Linked DNA regions of Homo sapiens: regions 1 and 3 are each linked to region 2. Evidence: chromatin loops called from intact Hi-C (ENCODE). Cell type or tissue: heart left ventricle. All regions are shown on one strand. Links, peaks and the distances in the headings refer to the core of each region. The heading gives the core; the rest is flanking DNA.

Region 1 (5,000 bases), core at 1-5,000, 520 kb after region 2:
CATTTCAAACCAACCCACTGCCTTCTTTGCCTGGGCTTGCAGAAATACCATATGCCGCAGCAAGCAGCTGGAGCTGGGTGGTGGCTGGCCCTTCAGAAGACGTTCTGTGTTCTTCCATTCATCCATTTACAGCCCCTGGATTAGTTGACAGACTGAATGAAGGAATCAGGACTTTACAGTGAAATATAACAGGGATGAAAATAAGATCTTACACTTGGTTTCAAAAACCCAACTGAGTAAATCCAAGATAGGGAAGGCTGTGATTTAGGAGCAACAAATATAAAAATGTCTTTGAGTAAGCTGATAGCAAGCTCAATGAGAGATCACAGTGCGACGTGGCTGGCAGAATAGTTAGAGGCAACCTTAGCTGCATTAAAAGAACATTGTGTCTGTGCTAGAATAAGGGAGATGACAGTCCTAATCTGGGGTGGCTGGCTTGCACTACAACTGTACTATGGTGACTTCTGGAGAGCTCACTTCGAGCGGGTCTGGTAACAGGTTGATCTGCTAGGTATTCTCCATTTCCACCGTCCCCACTGTGATCTATTCTCTGCACTGCTCTGTGCCCTATGGACGCTGCCCCTATCTATTGCAGATCCCTTGCTCTGATGGCTTCCCACTGGGTTCAGCACCAGTAGGTGATGCACGGGCAAGAAGACAGAGAACATGCAGAATGTGCATTTATTGTGCCACTCTCTCCTTGCTCTGTCTGCATATTTCGGACAGTAGCTGCATCCCTCTATGACTATAGTTCCAGTCCAGCAGCCCCTCGTCCATAACCCCAGCTTGTAATAGGTTCCAATTTGCTTCCCTTGTCCCTCAGGCCTCGGAGTGATTAAGAGCTTCCTCCTGTTGCTAGCCCCTAGGGACCTCAGCATCCCTTCTTAGTTCCCTTAACCCTGCCCACAGCTCTGTCAATAGCCCTTTCACTAAATTATTTTCAAAATCTCAACTAAATTGGCCTTCTTTTTCCTGCAGGGACCCTGTCTGAAACTAAAGAGACAGGATGCAAAAGTCCTTAAAATTATGTCTGTGAGGAATAGAGGATGTTGGGCCTGGTGGAGAGAAGACTCTAGAAAGCAGGATAGCCTACTTCAGCAAGGTAGTAATAAAAGGCCACCCCAGACTCATTCTCTGGCTCTACCAACAGTGATAGGTACAGAGAGATAAATTTCTACAGAGTAGGTAAAGATGGTTATCCTGGTAGGTCATGAGCTTCAATATTTCTCAGTTGCCCCATCTTAAACTGGATGAGACTATGTCAGGAATGCTGCAAGGAAGAAGTTAGAAACATGGTCTAGAAAAGAGCTTCCCAAGCCAGGGTTTCATGATTTGCCACCAACTGTACACTACTCGATGGGTTACCAAAATAACCAATGTGGGGAAACTTTTGTATGTTTTTGCTGCTTCTCGTTTCAATCTAGGGAATAGAAGTCTAGTTCTTCATCAAGTCTGATAATCCTCAGCGCTGAAGATGTTTTTATACTTTAAGATGACTTACAAACATGAAAATTTCACACAGCATCACAGCTTTCAAAAGGTTATTTCTAATTCATGGAGCAATCTATTAAAAACATTTTTTAGGGGGGAAGAGAAGTTGATTAATGGTTACAAATATACCATTTGATATAAGAAGACCTAGTGTTAGATTGGTAAACTAACTATATTTTACAATAACCTCTTGTATATTTCAAAATATCTAGAATTCCAGTGGTCTAGCATAGAGAAAAGACAAATCTTTAACGTGATGGATATCCCAAGTACAGTGATTTTGTCCGAGGCATGTGAACCAGAGCAACTCCATCTTGAATGGGGCCAGGTAAAACAAGGCTGAGTGAGACCTACTGGGCTGCATTCCCAGAAGGTTAAGGCATTCTAACTTACAGGATGAGATAGGATGTGGGCACAAGATACAGGTCATAAAGACCTTGCTGATAAAACAGGTCGCAGTAAAGAAGTCGGCTAAAACCCACCAAAACCAAAATGGCGACAAGAGTGACCTCTGGTCGTCCTCACTGATACACTCCCAGCAGCGCCAGGACAGTTTACACATGCCACGGCAACGTCCGGAAGTTACCCTATATGGTCTAAAAAGAGGAGACATGAATAATCCACCCCTTGTTTAGCATACCATCAAGAAATAACCATAAAAATGGGCAACCAGCAGCCCCAGGCTGCTCTGTCTATGGAGTGGCCATTCTTTTATTCCTCTACTTTCTTAATAAACTTGCTTTCACTTTACTGTGTGGACTCACCCTGAATTCTTTCTTGCGTGAGATCCAAGAACCCTCTCTTGGGGTCTGGACTGGGACCCCTTTCCTGTGCAATTTGATCTTTACAAATTATATGAATGTATTACATTATCACATGTGCCCCAGAACTATGTACATCATGCATCAACTAAAAAATGTTTAAAACAAAAATGTTTAACTCAGCAACTTCTATCTACACACCAGTCACCACAGTGCTTCTTGAGAACTGCCACCTCGTTTTCAAACCAAAAACCAGGACGCAAAATCTGTGCATGGGAAAAAAAAATATTTTACATGCAAACTACCCTGAAAAAAAAAAAAAAAAAAAAGAATAAGGTCGCCTCAATTCACTCTGGTGGGGAAAAAACAAAGGTTTTTACGAAAGCCCTGAATGCCTGAGTTCACAGCAGGCCCATGACGAAGTTTGTGTCTCACGCAGGTTTTCTCCTTTGGTGGGAGTTTATTGTGTATTACACCGAGGGCACGCTAGGTTTGCCAGTTTTTCGCTCATTCATTCAACAAACACTCGATGTCCACCTACTCCATTAACAGAGCCCTTCTCAGCCCTCGGGATGGACAAAAGATCCCGAAGAGGCCAAAGCCACGACGCCGCTGCCAGAGGACGTCAGCAGGTCCAGGAAACGACCTGATTTTAAGGACCAATGAAGGCAACGAGTAAGAGCGACGGCGCCCAGGAAAGCTGCAGCGGAAACTTGGGAAATGCCAGCCTTCGGGCGCAGAGGGCGGGGCAGGGCCTACTGGATCGCACTGTCTGCGGGCTGGGGCCCCGCCTGGGCTCCGGTCCCGCCGCCTCCGGCCGCCAAGCGGCGCCCGCCCACGGCCCGGCGGGGGCGTTGGCCTGGTCCCCGGCCCAGGAGGGCAGCGCCCGGGCGACCGCGAGCGGGCGGGGTGGCCTCGATGGCCCGCGAGCCCCGGGCTCAGTGTGGGGTGCGCGTCGCTCCTGCCCGACGTACCCGGGAAGCGCGCGCACGCATCGCCGCGCGCCCCACCGCGCCGGGCACCCGCGGCGCGCTCCCGCCCGGTCCCAGTGCCCCGGCCCCTCGGCCCCTACGGCACCCCCGGCTCCTACCGCCCGCCCGGCCGGCCTGGCCGCACTCACCCTCCTTGGCTTTCTTCCTCCGGGCCAGGGTCCCTCCGAGTTTCCCCAAGAAGGAATCATCTTTCTTGCGGGACGGGGGCGACTTGGGAGTGGGAGACTTGGGGACAGAAGGCGACTTCTGCGGGGAGGTGGCCATGGCGCGGCGCAGGCTGCCGCGGGCCGGTCGGGACGCGGAGCTGGCGCTGGGCGGACGCAGCGGGCGGCGGCGGGACTGAGGCTGCGGCTTTCCAAACGGAAGCGGAATTATTCCAAGCATTTGAGGCAGCTCACGCTCGCCTTTCCCTTCCCTCGCTCCCTCCCTCGCTCCCTCCCTCGCGCCGCCCTCTGCCCTGGAAGGAGCTGCGCTCCCGGGGCCGCGCCTTGCGCCCCTGGGTTGCCCCAAGCAGGGAGGATGCCCCAAAACTGCCCCTTGCAGGACAGGAGGACGTGTGTGCCCAGGTTGGGAGCGGTCGAGCCGGAAAGCTTCATTTACCCAGGCTCTGTCCCCACCACACAGCCTGGCGCAAAACACATCTGAGAACCAACCCAACCCTGCTACTCTCCCGGGGTCTTCCAGCCGGCGGCTGGTGAGCTCGCTCTGCCCCAGCACTACTGCCTGTGGGGTTATCAGGCCCACGTCTTGCGCCCACAAGACTGCAGCTCCTGGAAGAAATTATTGCAGTGAACCAAAATGTGTCCAGGCCCCACCAAAGTGGGCAGAACCAATCACTCCTGAACCTATCCATGACCGTCAACCTCCTCGTCTCTACTCCCATCCAAGACTGAGAAGCTTGGAGTGCACAAGGGTAAAGCCGAGGCTTCTTATTCTTGTAAGACATCCGTGTTTCCAGCAGCTTATACAAAGGAAGATCCCACGTGGTGGTGGAAACATGAATGGGAAAAGCACAACCATGAGCTCCTACAGGACTTCCCGCAAAATTTATCCTGCCTAAATAAAAGCAAGAGAGTGACAACCAGACTCATTTGAGATAACAGGGGAGTCATACAAAGCACAGTGTTTGAAGGACTCATACTGGAAATGATTAAAAGGCACGTGTTATTGAGCTTACCCATCTCAAGTTCTCACTCTGGCTCTTTGTCCTTCTGTCTGTCTCTCACACACAGACTCACAGCACCTTGGCAACTGTGTTTCCTCCTTGTGGCCCCTTCTAGGCCACAGCTGATTGAACCTGGGTGAACACCTAATCCAAAGGGCGCTACTGCTTTACTGAAGAGCAGACGATCAGCTGGCCCCAGTTAAGACTGCACTAAGCTGGAGAGACTGTTGTCAGAAGTTGTGCTCGTGACTGATGATCATTCGCAATCAAAACTAGGGTGGCTGTTTCTAGCCACGTGCATGCTGAGGAGTAGGGAAACCAAAGAATGGAGCAAAGAAGTGTGCTCAAGAAGCCACGTGGTCTGAGTAATGGAAACCGTGGGGAGTAGCTGCTTGGACCTTGAATCTTTTCCCAGACCCCACTTGCACTTCCTGCCAGGGCCAGCTGTGCTTCTTCCCAGGAGATGTTACTCAGCCTTTTATTAACCCATCCACAGTTCCTTAAACTAAATAAAGTGACAAGCAACAGTTTCTGAGTAGAACTAAAATTTAACAAAAAGATAGTCAACAGATTCTCAACACCGTATAGGTT
Region 2 (8,294 bases), core at 1,288-6,287:
TAATCCCAGCTACTCGGGAGGCTGAGGCAGGAGAATTGCTTGAACCCAGGAGACGGAGGCTGCAGTGAGCCAAGATCACACCACTGCACTCCAGCCTGAGCATCAGAGAGATACTCCGTCTCAAAAAAAAAAAAAAGTGTTCATGTTCAATAAATTATAGCTAAGATGACCATTGTTATAGTTTATTATCATGTGACATTCACTAGATCCTGAGGTAGAAGCAAAATAACTTTCCTGCTTTTGCTATCCCTCCTGCCTAGTAAAGAAAAAAGAAACACAAGCCAAGAGCTGGGAGCAAGCAGTGAAGCCAAGTGACTGTTCAAATCCCTGATAATGGCCCACTCATAACCAGCTGCTCAGAGTGTGGGCCTCTCACCTGTGCCTGAAGGAAGGAAGGAAGAGACCTTGTGTCCACTGGGCGCTGTGAGCAATGTGTTGTTTATAGATGTGATCTCAGGTAATCTTTGCCTCATGACGCTGCTGGAGGTGGATTTAATTTAAATCATTTTACAGATGAGGAAATAGAAGCTTAGAGATGAACTGACTTGCCTGAGGTCACACATCCAGGAATAGTCCTGGAGTTAATAAAACTTGGATCTGTCAACACCACAGCCCTTGCGTTTGCTGCAAACATTAATCACACTGTCCCCCAAAAGAAAATGTCTAAGCCTTTCTAACACCGTTAAACCAACGTTTTTTGAAAGTTGATTTGGGAAAGGAACAACAGCAAAAAAACTAAACAGCGTTTTAAAACTTCTATGAAGTTAAATTAGAATTAGTGACAAACATGATTCACAAATGCATCAGATAGAGTCCACAAAGGTTTCTATTTTGAGGAATTTACCTCTGTGTTCAAGGCTGAAATGAATAGAGAAGGGGCAGGCTGTCTTTGCCAAAGGAAACTGGGCACTGTCTCTACAAGGCTGGTGACTTGAAACCAAACTCTGACCATTGGCATCTGAGTGGCTTCACTGCTGCCAAGAGGTGGTGACTCTGTTTCTAAGAATACAAAGTACTACAGAAGGTGCCCTGGAGACCACAGCATTGAAACAAACAGACCACCCTCTCCCCTTCATTCAACCTGGGTAGGTCAGGAATCCCTCTGTCCCCAAATCCAGAAGGCTGAAAGGAAGAAATCTGTATGTTGGGTTCAAGTTTTAATGAAATGAATTCTAAAAACCCTTTGGTGAAGGCTCTATTTCCAGTCTTGCCAGTTCTCCTTATAAGGGAAGTGGGCCAAGGTGGATTATTTATTTGCTTCTCTCCTTCCCAAATAAATCTCGTTTCTTCTCCAGCAGTGGTAGTTTCCCCAAAAGTGAAGGTGGCACATAAAACAAAAAAAGGGCAATTCTATTCTATGGGGCACAAAACAAATACTCATAAGAGAAAACTGGCATTTGGGAAAGAAAACTGGCATTTGGGATCAAGATATGAGCAGAAAAAGGGCGAATGTCAATGACTCACATATGCAAGGCCCAAGACTCGATTTCCTCAATATCCAAAACGGAGGCTAATTTTGACTTCTCCAAAAGAGTCCCCTAGGCACTCAGTAGAGGCACAACTGATTATCAACATCTCAAGGTCAACGATGGAAAAGGTACTCACTCTGCCTGTTTTACAGATTTTAATAGAATGAACCAGCACACCTATCATCCATCATACATGCCAGGCACTGTGCTAGACACCAGGAATCCATGAGCTAACAACAAAGTGCTCATCTTCATAGAACCTACAGAGTGACTGTACAGAGCAAGCTTATTACCTCGATACTTAGAATTCTATCTTTCCCAAATAAATATATGTTCTCATAAATTCCTACAGAGAAGATGGGGATAATAAAGACAGTCAACACCACTTCTACATATCACATGAACTAAATTAGCATTTACCTGCTCTTTTTATAAGAATGACCTTATTCTCCAGCATTAAACATATTGTTCATTAGCAAGGAGAAAATATGTGGAAATCACCTAGAAAACATGAATAAAGTTTCACAAGTCCAAGGCAAAAACCATAATGAACATCAAATTATCCATTACACATGAAAGTAGAATACTCTTTCAGATATTTAAGGTATCAGAAAACTGACCTTCCTTGCAACTTGTTCCCAGGGAGCTATAGGAGGGTATGTTCCTACAAAAGGATGGAATACGTTTTAAAAAGAGATGGGGCCTAACATAGAAGAAAGGTAAAGAAACCAGCCAGGTCAGCAACCAGTCCAGAGTGGATCCGTGGAGCTGAGGACTCCTGGAAGGATGTCACCAAGAGAGCGGACCTGATTTATATCTCACCATCTGGAGAAGAGTATGAGTTCTCCTCGAAACTTTGAGGGTGAATTGGTGTAGCTATGTAAAACTGAACAATTTTTTAAGAAGACAACCATACACCCCAGAAAAAAACGTTTTACAATTAAGGAAATGGTTCCAATATATAACATTAACCACGCTGTGTGCAAAATTTATATGGGTTTGTAAAATTAACTGAATGCTAATTTTTTTTAATGTGATATAAGCACATAGGGTGACTGAAAGGAAGACGGAGGGGGGCATATACTAAATTTAGAGAAAAGCACATAGGGGGACTGAAAGGAAGACGGAGGGGGGCATATACTAAATTTAGAGAACTAAATCGTAGTCTTCTATGTTAAGAAGTCAACAGATGATGCCTAAAATTAATAGAATGAGATATACAATATAAGCATGTTATTTAGAAATGTGGAGGTAAATATATTAATACAAAGAAATGGCTGAAAAGGCTGCAAGCAATGGTCCCCAAAAAGTAGAACTGGAAGGTGAGGAGCCATGAAGGAGCAGAATACTGCTTTTCCTATGGGCCACGTGCTTCAATCTGGCTTATACAATTATTTTATTAAATAAACCACCAATCAAAAACTATCTTGAAAGATTATGGAGTTTTTCTGAGGAAGGGAAAGAACCATAAAAGGAAGCAAAAAACATTACTTCAGGATGTTTACTCTGTGTTAGCCACAAGTTCCTTGGGCTTTAAAGGAGCTCGGGTCAGACTGCAAAGCTTTCCTACAGCTCAAACGCTCAGGACAGCTGGACAGGAGCTGGGACGCTTGTCTGCAGGTAGGGTTCACCAAAAAGATGTTGCACCAGTAAAACCCTACCTGGATCAAGGATGCCACGCAGTACCTGATGCCATCTTAATATGTGGATTTCTATTTTGACTTGGAGAAATGTCCATTTTCTCTTTGTTTTGCTATAATCCCTCCAGTTATTCTTCATAGCAGTTGCAAATAATAATAAAGGTGAATGCAACCCTCGAAAGTCAACCATTCACTTGCAAAGGGCTTCTGAGATACCCGGGGGGGGTTAATAAAGGACTTTCGTCTTCCTTCAAAGCTGCTCTATGGGTCACTTTGTTTCCTGGTCCCTGCTGTTCTTTGCTGCTTAGGGAGCCTGCAGTGAGGAGTGATGAACACCTGGACTGTGGTGTCAGATGGGATCTGGGTTTGAATCTGAGCAGTAGCACCACTTCCTAACTGAGTCATCCAGGGCAAGTGATTATAGCCCTCTCTCTCTGCTGCAGTTTCCACAGCCATAGTGGAAATATGTATACTTAGTAGAACTATAATGCAGGAATAATAATAGTACCTACTGTACTGGAGTGTCAAGAATATTAAATGAGATAATGCAAGGAAAACACATAACACTGTACATAGCACGTAATTTGCTGTTGTTATTACTTTCCGGAAGAATCATGATGTTTCTTTACTTTGGACGAAATAATGTGAAATCAATACGGTCCCTCTGATAACAAAAACCTGGACATACTAAAACTTAAAGCATAAATGAAGACAGGGAAAGTTTCAGACTCATTAAGGCGATTCTGTTCTGATGTTACCATCGGTGCTAGGGTAGTGGCAGTGTGGGGAAGCCTTGTGGGGTCTGGCGTCCGCATTTCCCTCAGGCACACAGTACCCTCTCCAGATACCTGCTTCCTACCTTCCTCTAAGGCATGCAAAGTCTGTTCCCAAAAGTGGAGTGGGGACAGCCTAGGAGGTTGTCCATCACTGTAGATGAAACAAACCACAACAGTACAACTTCCAACAGTGGTCACTGGGGCTTTTTTCTCTTTTTTTTAAAAGGACTGACAATACATTCTAGATGTATTGAATCTAGATGTATTGAACTGATGAAGGCAGTTCAATCTTTGTGGAAAAGGAAGAAAAAGCCCTACAAATCTGCTAGTCCTCAGCATCTGCGAGGTGCCCTCAGACACACCGGGTCCTGCACTGCACCGTCCAACCTGAAGATGGCAGTCTTTTCCTAAATTTGTTCCAAAAATTCTAAGTATTTGAAGAACGTAGTGAAACCTTGAAAAATGACTGCTGTCAAATAATACCAAGAAAAAAATTATAATCCACTTAGGAATTTAAAGAAATCAAGACAAATAACTCATGTCAAGGTATGCTAATGTACAAGCTGGAACAGAACAAGGACAAATCACCTACATTTACTTCTTGTCACGGTCCTGCCTGGAATGTCTGTCCACCTACCCCCCAGGGCAGGCTGGGCAGCCTGCGGTGGCCCCTGGGGGGACAGGGAATGGCTGCGGAGCCAAGCCAAGACAGGTTCCCGCACATTCAGCCCAGGAGCTTGCCTGTGCTCACGGTTCCTGCCCAGGAGAAAGTGAATCTGAAGTGGGTTCTCTCCTCAGCTCACTGTCCAGGGCACCAGCCCTGTTCTGGCCACTTGGCCCTGATATGCCACTTCATCCCATGCCCCTCGTTCTTCCCAGAGAGAAACATCATTGGAAACAAGGAGCAAGTGAATGCCTCCTTCCGGGATCTCACACCGAGATGCATCCTTCCCACCTCCCACTCCCAGCACCATCTCTACAGAGGGGCTGCTGCTTCCTCAGACAGGAGTGTGTCTTCCCCACAGAAGTGCAGCTGAAAGGCCCACCGACTGAGTGAGCAACCAGGAAGGTGCGTGGGGTGCGGACCTGCCAAAGAAAGCAGAGGGGGCCTGACTGGGGCCTCTGTGAAATGTCTATAGAACCCGGATTTCCAGACGCTTTCAGTGGCCTCCTTCCCAAAGGGTAATGAAGAAACAGGGGAAGTGGCCAGAGCATCTTAGAAACACAGTACAATGTCTGCTGCCACAAGAGAGTGTGCCCTGGGCCGGGAGGGGCTCGCAGGTGGCTCGGCAAGGGCTCAGGACTGTGAGGGGCATGGGGGTGCTCCACACTGAGCCATCATCTCCTTCCCCGGGAGACACTCCATCTCCTACGTCCTGCTGGAAGACCAGGCTTGGAAAAACATGAGAAAAACCTGAGAGACATTCAAGGACTAAGCAGAGCCAACCGTTAGATCAGCTGCAGCCTTCCTCCCCAAACCTGGAAGGCCAAATGTACTTTCCGACCACTTATTCCGAAGCATGAGATGGGAACATTAATGACACCTGGGTTAGAATATCTAGGCTCTGCTATTTTTGAGCTGAGTGGCTTGAGGCAAGTTGCTTAACCTTTCTGGGCCCTGGCTTCCTCATCTGAGCAGTGATGAACCCTAGCCTGTCTACAAGGTCAAATGAAACAGTCAATGTGAAAATTCCGCCCAGGCCACACAGAGCTGCACAGATGCTGGTGACCTGGCTTACTGGCATGAGATCACTTCCAAGCCCTGAATTACAGGAGAGAAGGAGCCTCTTTTCTGAAGGACCAGGAACCAGATTTGTTCAAACAGCCATTCTCCACCCCAAGATGGAGCAACTGCCTCAGCAGCCACTATAAAACTAGGAAGCTCCTCCAGAGACACCGGTGCCCTTCTCTGTCCTGCCCAGGATAAAGGCAAGAACCCTCCTGGCAATCGGGAATTAAAACCTTACTGCTGCTGCTTCTTTTTTATTTTTGTTTATTTATTTTTTTGAGACAGAGTCTCCTCTGTTGCCCAGGCTGGAGAGCAATGGCGCGATCTCAGCTCACTGCAACCTCTGCTTCCCAGGTTCAAGCAAATCTCCTGCCTCAGCCTCCCGAGTAGCTGGGATTACAGGCACCCACCATCATGCCCAGCTAATTTTTGTATTTTTGTAGAAGCGGGGGATTCACCATGTTGGCCAGGCTGGTCTTGAATGCCTGACCTCAGGTGACCCACACGCCTTGCTTGGCCTCCCAAAGTGCTGGGTTTACAGGCATGAACCACTGCGCCCGGCTGAAACCTTGCTTTTTATCTTGTGTCTCCAACCTAATCCCCCATGCACAGCCATCCCCCTCTTCTTTCTTCCACAGGCCTCATTAATGTCATATTTCCTTAGAGCTGTCCTGGTCACATTTTCCAAACCAAGAAAGGATCTGTGTTCTGACAACGGAATTTTAGTTGATCTGTAAATTTAGGCCATTGAAAGAAGTATAAAAATGTGAAATTAAATCATCCTTGGGCCCACGTTTGACCAACTGCCTTTACGAGAAAGAATCATGTTATCTGCAGGATATATTTACAGACCTTCCATGCGGGCTCAACCACAGGCCTGCCAGTCCCCCAGAGGGGAGACCTTGGGCTCCCTCTGACTATGAAGACTGCTAACTCCCACATCCACGTCCAGGAGGTCCAGCCCCTTGGAATAAAGATAAGGGCCAGAACACCAGGCAGCAAAACTCCCTTCCTTCTGGCTGAGGGGCTGCCATCACCAAGCCCAGGTGACCCTTCAGGAACTCTCTCCTGTCCTGGAGCCCAAATCAAATGTCCATCTGTGAATGGAGAACAATCCCTGCCCTTCCCATTTTCCCAGATAGTGGGGTAAGTGTCATTTTCTCATACACTGTGAAATTCAGACAAAGTTCAAATAGTCAACCCTGCCATCTATTAGCCAGGTCCCAGATGAAGTTACTTAAACTCTCTGAGCTTTCCTGTCTCTAATAGGTATTTCAACAAGCTTATTTTGAGAATGAAAGGCAAAAGCATTATCATCAAGTCAGTTCTTAGCAATCCTGCTTCCTCCTCTGTTCCAGGACTCTTCAAATCTTATCAGCATCCTTGGTCTCCAACACCCAGTCATTACCATTTATCCTCCTCTTCTCACAGCTCATTAATCCACAAGGCTTTTTAATTTTATCTCCATAACATCTCTCCCCTCTGCCATTTCCTCAGCCATGGCCCCTGCCCTGGTTTGGTCCTCATCAGCCACCAGCTGGCCAACAGTATAGTTTCCTCCAGCCCCTGCTCTCACCTGATGCAGCCATCGTGTTCCTGAAGCACAAATTAGATCACATCCTCTCTTTAAAAAGCAGGGTGGGGTGGGAGAATACATATTCATATTAGATTGTATATGCACTAAAATCACTACAAAGCCTCATAAGAGAATAGTAGCAGTGGCTACCTACTTAAGGGTAGGATAGGAATGAGAAGGAAGGGACATCTCCCTTCCATTCTCTTATGCTTGGAGATTTTTTGACCACATTAATTTACTACCTTTATGAAAAGTTTAATTGATTTTAAAAACTAATTGAGGCCGTGCATGGTGGTTCACATCTGTAATCCCAGCACTTTGGGAGGCTGAGGCAGGCAAATCATTTGAGGTCAGGAGTTTGAGACCAGCCTGGCCAACATGACAAAACCTTGTCTCTACTAAAAATACAAAAATTAGCCAGGCATGATGGTACATGCCTGTAATCCCAGCTATGTGGGAGGCTGAGGCAGGGGAATTGCTTGAACCCAGGAGGTGGAGGTTGCAGTGAGCCAAGGTTGTGCCACTGTACTCCAGCCTGGGCGACGAAGCAAAACTCCATCTCAAAAGTAATTGAAAAATATTCTGACTCCTGTTAGAATTTCAGTAGAGTCCAAAGCACTTAGTGAGCACATTCTCGCAAGCTTGATCCCTGTCCAGAGCTCTGGCTCAATTTCCTTTCACATTACTGTAAGACATTCAGGTTCAGAAGCATTTGTGGAGTGCTCAGTATGTTCAGGGATATTACTAAATGTAATCATCACAGTAAGCATGGCAGCGATCCTGTTATGTCCACTTAAGACAGACTGGAAACTGAGGCTGAGCTGCGGTAATCTGCCCCAAATCTCAAACAGCTGCTAAGAATTCTAGTATCAGTCACCTCTTTGCTGCCACTAGAGCATGATGAAAGATAGGCTCTAAAGCAGCGGTCCCCTTTTTGGCACCAGAGACTGATTTTGTGGAAGACAATTTTCCATGGGTTGGAATAGGAACTCAGAGGAAACCCAGAGTAACCATCTACCCAATGTGGAAGGCCCTCAGAGGTCTGGCCTTGCTTGGGGAGCTCCTACTTTGCAGGCAGCTGTTTTTAACTTTTGAACTTTGTCT
Region 3 (5,000 bases), core at 1-5,000, 600 kb after region 2:
GGTGATAGAGTGAGACTCTGTCTCAAAAAAAAAAAAAGATACAAAATTTTATGTACAACTTAGTAAAAAATATTCCTATGGAAAGAAAGAAAATAAATGAGAAAGTGGTCGTAGGGTTATGGTTGATTGGTCTCTTTTCAACTTTCTATAATTTCAAAACTAATTTTTTCAGATTTTTTTCAAATTTTTTGCCTTTAAAGTTTTCCTACTTTTGTTAGTATTTGAGAAGCAAAACGAAGTGAAAGATGCCTGCTTGTCGATGCAATGAAGATTACTAACTGCCCAGCATGAAGGGCAGACATTTATCAGGACAGAGCCACTTACCTGCACCTCCCGCTGTAGGAGGAGGAGGAGGAGGAGGAGGAGGAGGAGGAGGAGGAGGAGCTGCCTGGCGCAGGGAGGTGCTTTTGAAAGGCTGCAGCAGCTTCTCCAGGGCCTGCGCACTATCTTCAGGCAGCACCTTCCTCTTGGGGCTGCCAAAGAGGTCCCTGATGTCCTTTCTTTGTCTGGATTCTTGGAGGAAACTCTCAAAAGATTTGTCTTTGAGTCTGAGGGAGGAAAAAAGTGAGATTCTTTTCTTTGGAGGCTTAGAAGCATCTGGGAAGTTCTCTTGCAAACTCACTTTCTCGAGGAGTGTGGGGACATCTTCAATCTTGCTGCAGGGTGGGGACCTAAGTGCAGGAAAGACCTTGGATGGCCGATTGGGCAAACTGTGGGTGCGGAGGGCAGGGTCAGGAGGGCTAAAGGCTGAGGACTGGTTTCTCCCAGGGGAATGCTGGTCCCCGTCTTTATTGGAATTGGTTTTCCGAAGGCTGAATGAGCGAGTGCAGGCCTGTGCGGGCAAAGTTTTGGATTCTTGCTTGGCCCAGGCCTTCTTCCCGCCTTCAGAGTTGGAAAGGAGGGGCTCTAGAGACCTTCGGATGGCATTGGCTATGAGCCGCAGTGGGGACTTGGGTGGAGGCACGTTTCGCTCCCCTTGAGCTTGTTCCGCAGGGGTCCCCATCTTCTCCTGGGCCCCTCTCTGGGTTGGCAGGGGCTCTCCTGCTGCCCTAGGGAGCAGCAGGGGGCGGACTGGTTTTAGCACACGGCCTCCTCTACCATTCTCAGCACTTTTCTGGGAAATTCGCTCCCCAGCTTTGAGGTGCACACTCTCAGGGATGGAGTCATTCCAATCCAACAACATGGTCTTCTGCTCCTGAGTGAGGACTAACTTCTTCAGGCCCAACTTCTCCTTTACCAGCACTGGCCCTCCCTCTTCTTCCTTCCTGGCTCCAGTACTCCCTTTTTCCCGGTCTTCTCCAGCCAAGGGAGATAGCTCTTGCCCTGTCCAGCTCCTGTCCTTCCCCCAGATGGGGTGTGGGTCTCTGTGGTTGCTTCCGATGTCCCCAAGAGGGGCCTCTGCTGGCTGGCACTCATCAGAAGTCATCTCTGCAGGGTCTGAGAGGCCATCTTCACCAGGGCTCACCAGGCAGTACTCTGCCCACTCTGGCTTTGGGTGATGAGGCAGATACAGGGGAATTTCCCTGGGTGCTCCTTGGGCTACGGCTCGCCTCCGAAAGTTTGGGGTGGGAGGACTTGGATGACCTCTCGAGACTTGCGAGAGGGGCTCAGAAGCTGTCATCTAGATGGGATGGGCAAAAATAGCAGTTATTTAAAAATTTTCATCATTTATTTATATGATGAAAGCAAATCTCAATCTACAACCCCCTCCCTGTTTTTTCTTCCCATCTCAGATGCCCAAATTAAAAAATAATTTTGCCTAAGATGATTTTAAAGGGATACTCTTTGTTCTAAGTAGCTGCCTTGGGTCCTGCCAGGATCTGCCTGGAACCCCCGAATCAGTACTGACGAAAGGCTTTTCTGAATCCCAGATTAGCTGGGTTGGAAGCCAGGGGGAAGGCAAAGGTAGGACACTGCTGTTGATAAGCTCCCGGGCCCATGATGGTAGGACTGGCTGGGCCTCTGTGGGTGGCCAGGCACATAGGGGAAGATAAGCTCTTCATTTTCTTGCTCAGCCATTGTCTGTACTAAAAGGCATGATCCACCCATAGGTATGTTCCTCCAACAACCAAGAAACCAAGGCTTCTTCCTTGGAGGCCATCAAAGTAAGAAGCGACAGTCACTCTCTGGGCTGAAGCTGTGGTGGCACAAGGATGGCCCTTAAGACCTTTCAATGACCCTTTTTAACCTCCCACATTGCACCACTGAGAAAGGAGCTATTTCTAGCATGCAGGAACTTGGCCCTTGGCAAAGAGGGAACATGAGTGGACTCTAGGGGTGGCTGTGCCCTCCCAAGACCTCTGGTGCCTGAAGGGCAGGTCATAGCACAGGGGCTTCACCAGAGCACCCATCTTTTCTGTCTTGTGCATTCTACTTTCCAGAGTCTAGAACAGGCCTGGCAGGTAACAGAGGCTTGATAAATACATACAGAAGGAAAGAGTCCAGCCTGCATACCAATGATGACATTTTATATTCAAGGGAGATGTTGCTTCCAAGGTTCTTGGACCCTACCAAAGGGACCCTCACTTCTGTGCCTGCCATCCTACAGCTGCAAATTCCTCAATGCCCTTTGCAAGTTCTCAAGGGAAAGGTGTCCTAGCAGCTCTGTATCTCATGGAGACCTGGCATGGAGTCTAAACCCTGTAAAGTTTGCTGAGGGAATGACTGTGTCCTCAGGGATGGCTGTGAAGGAACAGCAGGAGCTTTTGTGAAAGGTATACATGAAGGCAGCTGGGGTAGACCCTTGACAGAGTATCTTCTGGCGCTGGCTTTGCACTTAGGTTGACCTATGAGCACGTGGAATCCAGAGATAAGTGTGGAAGGTGGGAAGAGTACAGGTAGGTTAGCTTCCTGACACCTGGGCAGGACCCTCAGGGACACTCACCTGAGGCGGGGAGGAACCATCTGGAGCATTCCCAGAAACACTGGTTGAAGAAGAAGATGGTGGGGAAGATGAATGGGAAGACGATGAAGGAAGAGGAAGAGAAGGAGAAGGGTCCTTAGGAGGTGACATAGTTCTTTTGTTCACTGGCGTCAAACCTACCAAGGAAAGAACACACTCTTCATTACAAAGGTGTTATTATTTTATCAAGAAAAGAGGAGGCTTTAAGTGAAGCTCCAATTCTATAAACAGTCAGAAAGAGGAAGATGTCAGAGCCTGACTCAGAGGTTCCTGGTGCCCAAGGCGTGGGACTCAGAGGAATGGGTAGAGCAGTGGCAGGGTCCCGTGGGGCAAAGGAAGTCCCAGGGTGAGAAGTCTAATAACCATTGTGTTTCAGACTCATGCGATGATGCTCTTGAGAGGTGTATCAGGGCATTTCCAGAACATTTCTTAGAAATGCTCATCTGCCTCCAAAGAGCATCCTAAAACCATTGTGGTTGGGAGCTGGGCTGTGTTAAATCACTCAGTCAATAAACCACCTGAGCTTTCTTCCCACAAGATGCTAGACCTTTAGCCATGGGCACAGACAGGATAGACATCCACGACTAATGAGATGGGCTCTTTCTTCTCATATGTGTGCCAAGAGGCTCTCAGACAGGAAGAGTCGTTTGAGATTTTAAGAGCACACAAGAGAGGGAGGTTACAGTGAGTATCAAATCATTGGAAGGATATGGAGTGGGCCCATGCCAAGCTCCTGTTGGTCAGGGAACAAACAGGATACAGTGTGGCTACTCAGAGATGGAGGTGAAAGGAGTGGGGCAGGGCCCTGAGGACAGGCCTGGTTCAGTGCTGTGGGGGGCTGAGATCATCTAGTCTGCTTAGAGCAGAATTCTGACAGTCATAGCCTACTGTAAGATCAACCAAGCTCACATGTGCGCACTGTCTTCCTCTCCCTCTCCCCTCCTTCTCCCGCTCTCCCCTTCCTCCCCTCAAGCATGGTAACCTTAAATCTAAAATCTCAAACATTTTGTCTCCATATTGGGTCATTTGAGATCACTTGTCCTCAAATTGATTCAGTAAAATGCCATGCTCTTTTTCAGATCTGCCCTCTCAGTACCTACCCCCAGCCCAACCAGCTCTCCCATGAACCGTGGTGGCACGTAGGGATGTCCCCCAGAAACTTCCCAGGACCTCCACGTGGAACGAGTCCACTCTCTTGTTCAACTCCCTGCTTCTGGCCACTCAGCGGACCCATTCAGATTTTCCTGCAGGGTGTGTAGCCTTCAGATTTTCATCCACTTCTTAGCGCAACACAATCCCCTGGTCTTAGTTTCCCCAAAGCTCTGAGTGAAAAGCTCTTCCTCAGGGACCCACACAGGCCAGGCCAAACCCAAGTCCCATCCCAAGAAGAGTCCCATTGAGTCCCCTCCACCCCCAGGAGGCCACACCGTTCTCGATATTCTGTCCTGCCTTCCCCCATACATCAATGCGAACATGTGCGACTGTGTGTCCCAGCCGTGGGCTCTGAACAGATGGCACCACACGCACACGGTCAGCAAGCTCCCAGAGGGAGGCCTCGCAGAAAGCTTTGGAGGGAAAAGGTAATTCTGGGAACAGATCTGATCTGAGGGCGGCAGGAAGGAGCTGCTGGGGAGGCGGCTGGCCTGCCTCCCACTACCGCACCCCCATCGCAGCCCACGATTAGAAGGTTCAAGCCTAAAAAGGCAAAAGTTGTGAGTCAGTCCTTGCCTTGCTTCCCGTTCTTGTCCTCAGTTTGCCAAATTCCTTCTTCCCTTCCTCCTTGCACCCTCATTCTCCCTCTCTGCCATCTTCTGAATCAAACTCCTTCACTTGCCTCAAGTCCCCTCAGCTCAACAGACTGCCTTTTTGTTCCCCCTGAGGATCCCTCAGGGACTTCCTGACAGGAAGCCAGGGCCACCTCAGGAAACAAGCCTGACAGAAACACCTCAGGTCTCACGAGGTCATGACCCAGAAGCCACTCCCTTCTTCTCCTTTCTCTAATCCCCACTCCCACCCCTGCTAGGGGGTCTCTTTCTCTCCACATGTGGTCCTCATGCACTGCCTTCAAGATGGAACTCCAGCAGGGCTTGAGGAGATG

What was found. A loop is a pair of places that touch in the nucleus more often than their neighbours do. Peaks named below come from ENCODE experiments on the same cell type or tissue, not always from the same donor. Only the 100,000 strongest peaks of a DNase experiment are listed, where the experiment ranks them.
Region 1: it touches region 2 in a loop (4-fold over the local background); 4 of 110 quality-filtered maps call a loop at or near these places.
Region 3: it touches region 2 in a loop (3-fold over the local background); 28 of 110 quality-filtered maps call a loop at or near these places.

The regions. Positions count from the first base shown.
Region 1 is chr11:12,376,156-12,381,155 of GRCh38, reverse strand. PARVA (parvin alpha) reads right to left here and starts at 3,585. Exons shown (of 13, transcript NM_018222.5): 1 at 3,373-3,585. The coding sequence starts at 3,508. In heart left ventricle, for the core only: a CTCF peak has its summit at 3,049; DNase peaks (open chromatin) are centred at 3,115, 3,245, 3,615 and 4,835; H3K4me3 peaks cover 2,133 bases; H3K27ac peaks cover 3,010 bases.
Region 2 is chr11:12,890,241-12,898,534 of GRCh38, reverse strand. The region is part of intron 9 of TEAD1 (TEA domain transcription factor 1); the gene reads right to left. Among named protein-coding and RNA genes, the nearest start is that of TEAD1-AS1, 29 kb to the left of the region's middle. In heart left ventricle, for the core only: CTCF peaks have their summits at 4,080 and 4,279 (motif pointing right); a DNase peak (open chromatin) is centred at 4,264; H3K27ac peaks cover 891 bases.
Region 3 is chr11:12,290,182-12,295,181 of GRCh38, reverse strand. It overlaps a transcript of MICAL2 not described here. Among named protein-coding and RNA genes, the nearest start is that of PARVA, 85 kb to the left of the region's middle. In heart left ventricle, for the core only: no CTCF peak of the experiment used is centred there; no DNase peak of the experiment used is centred there.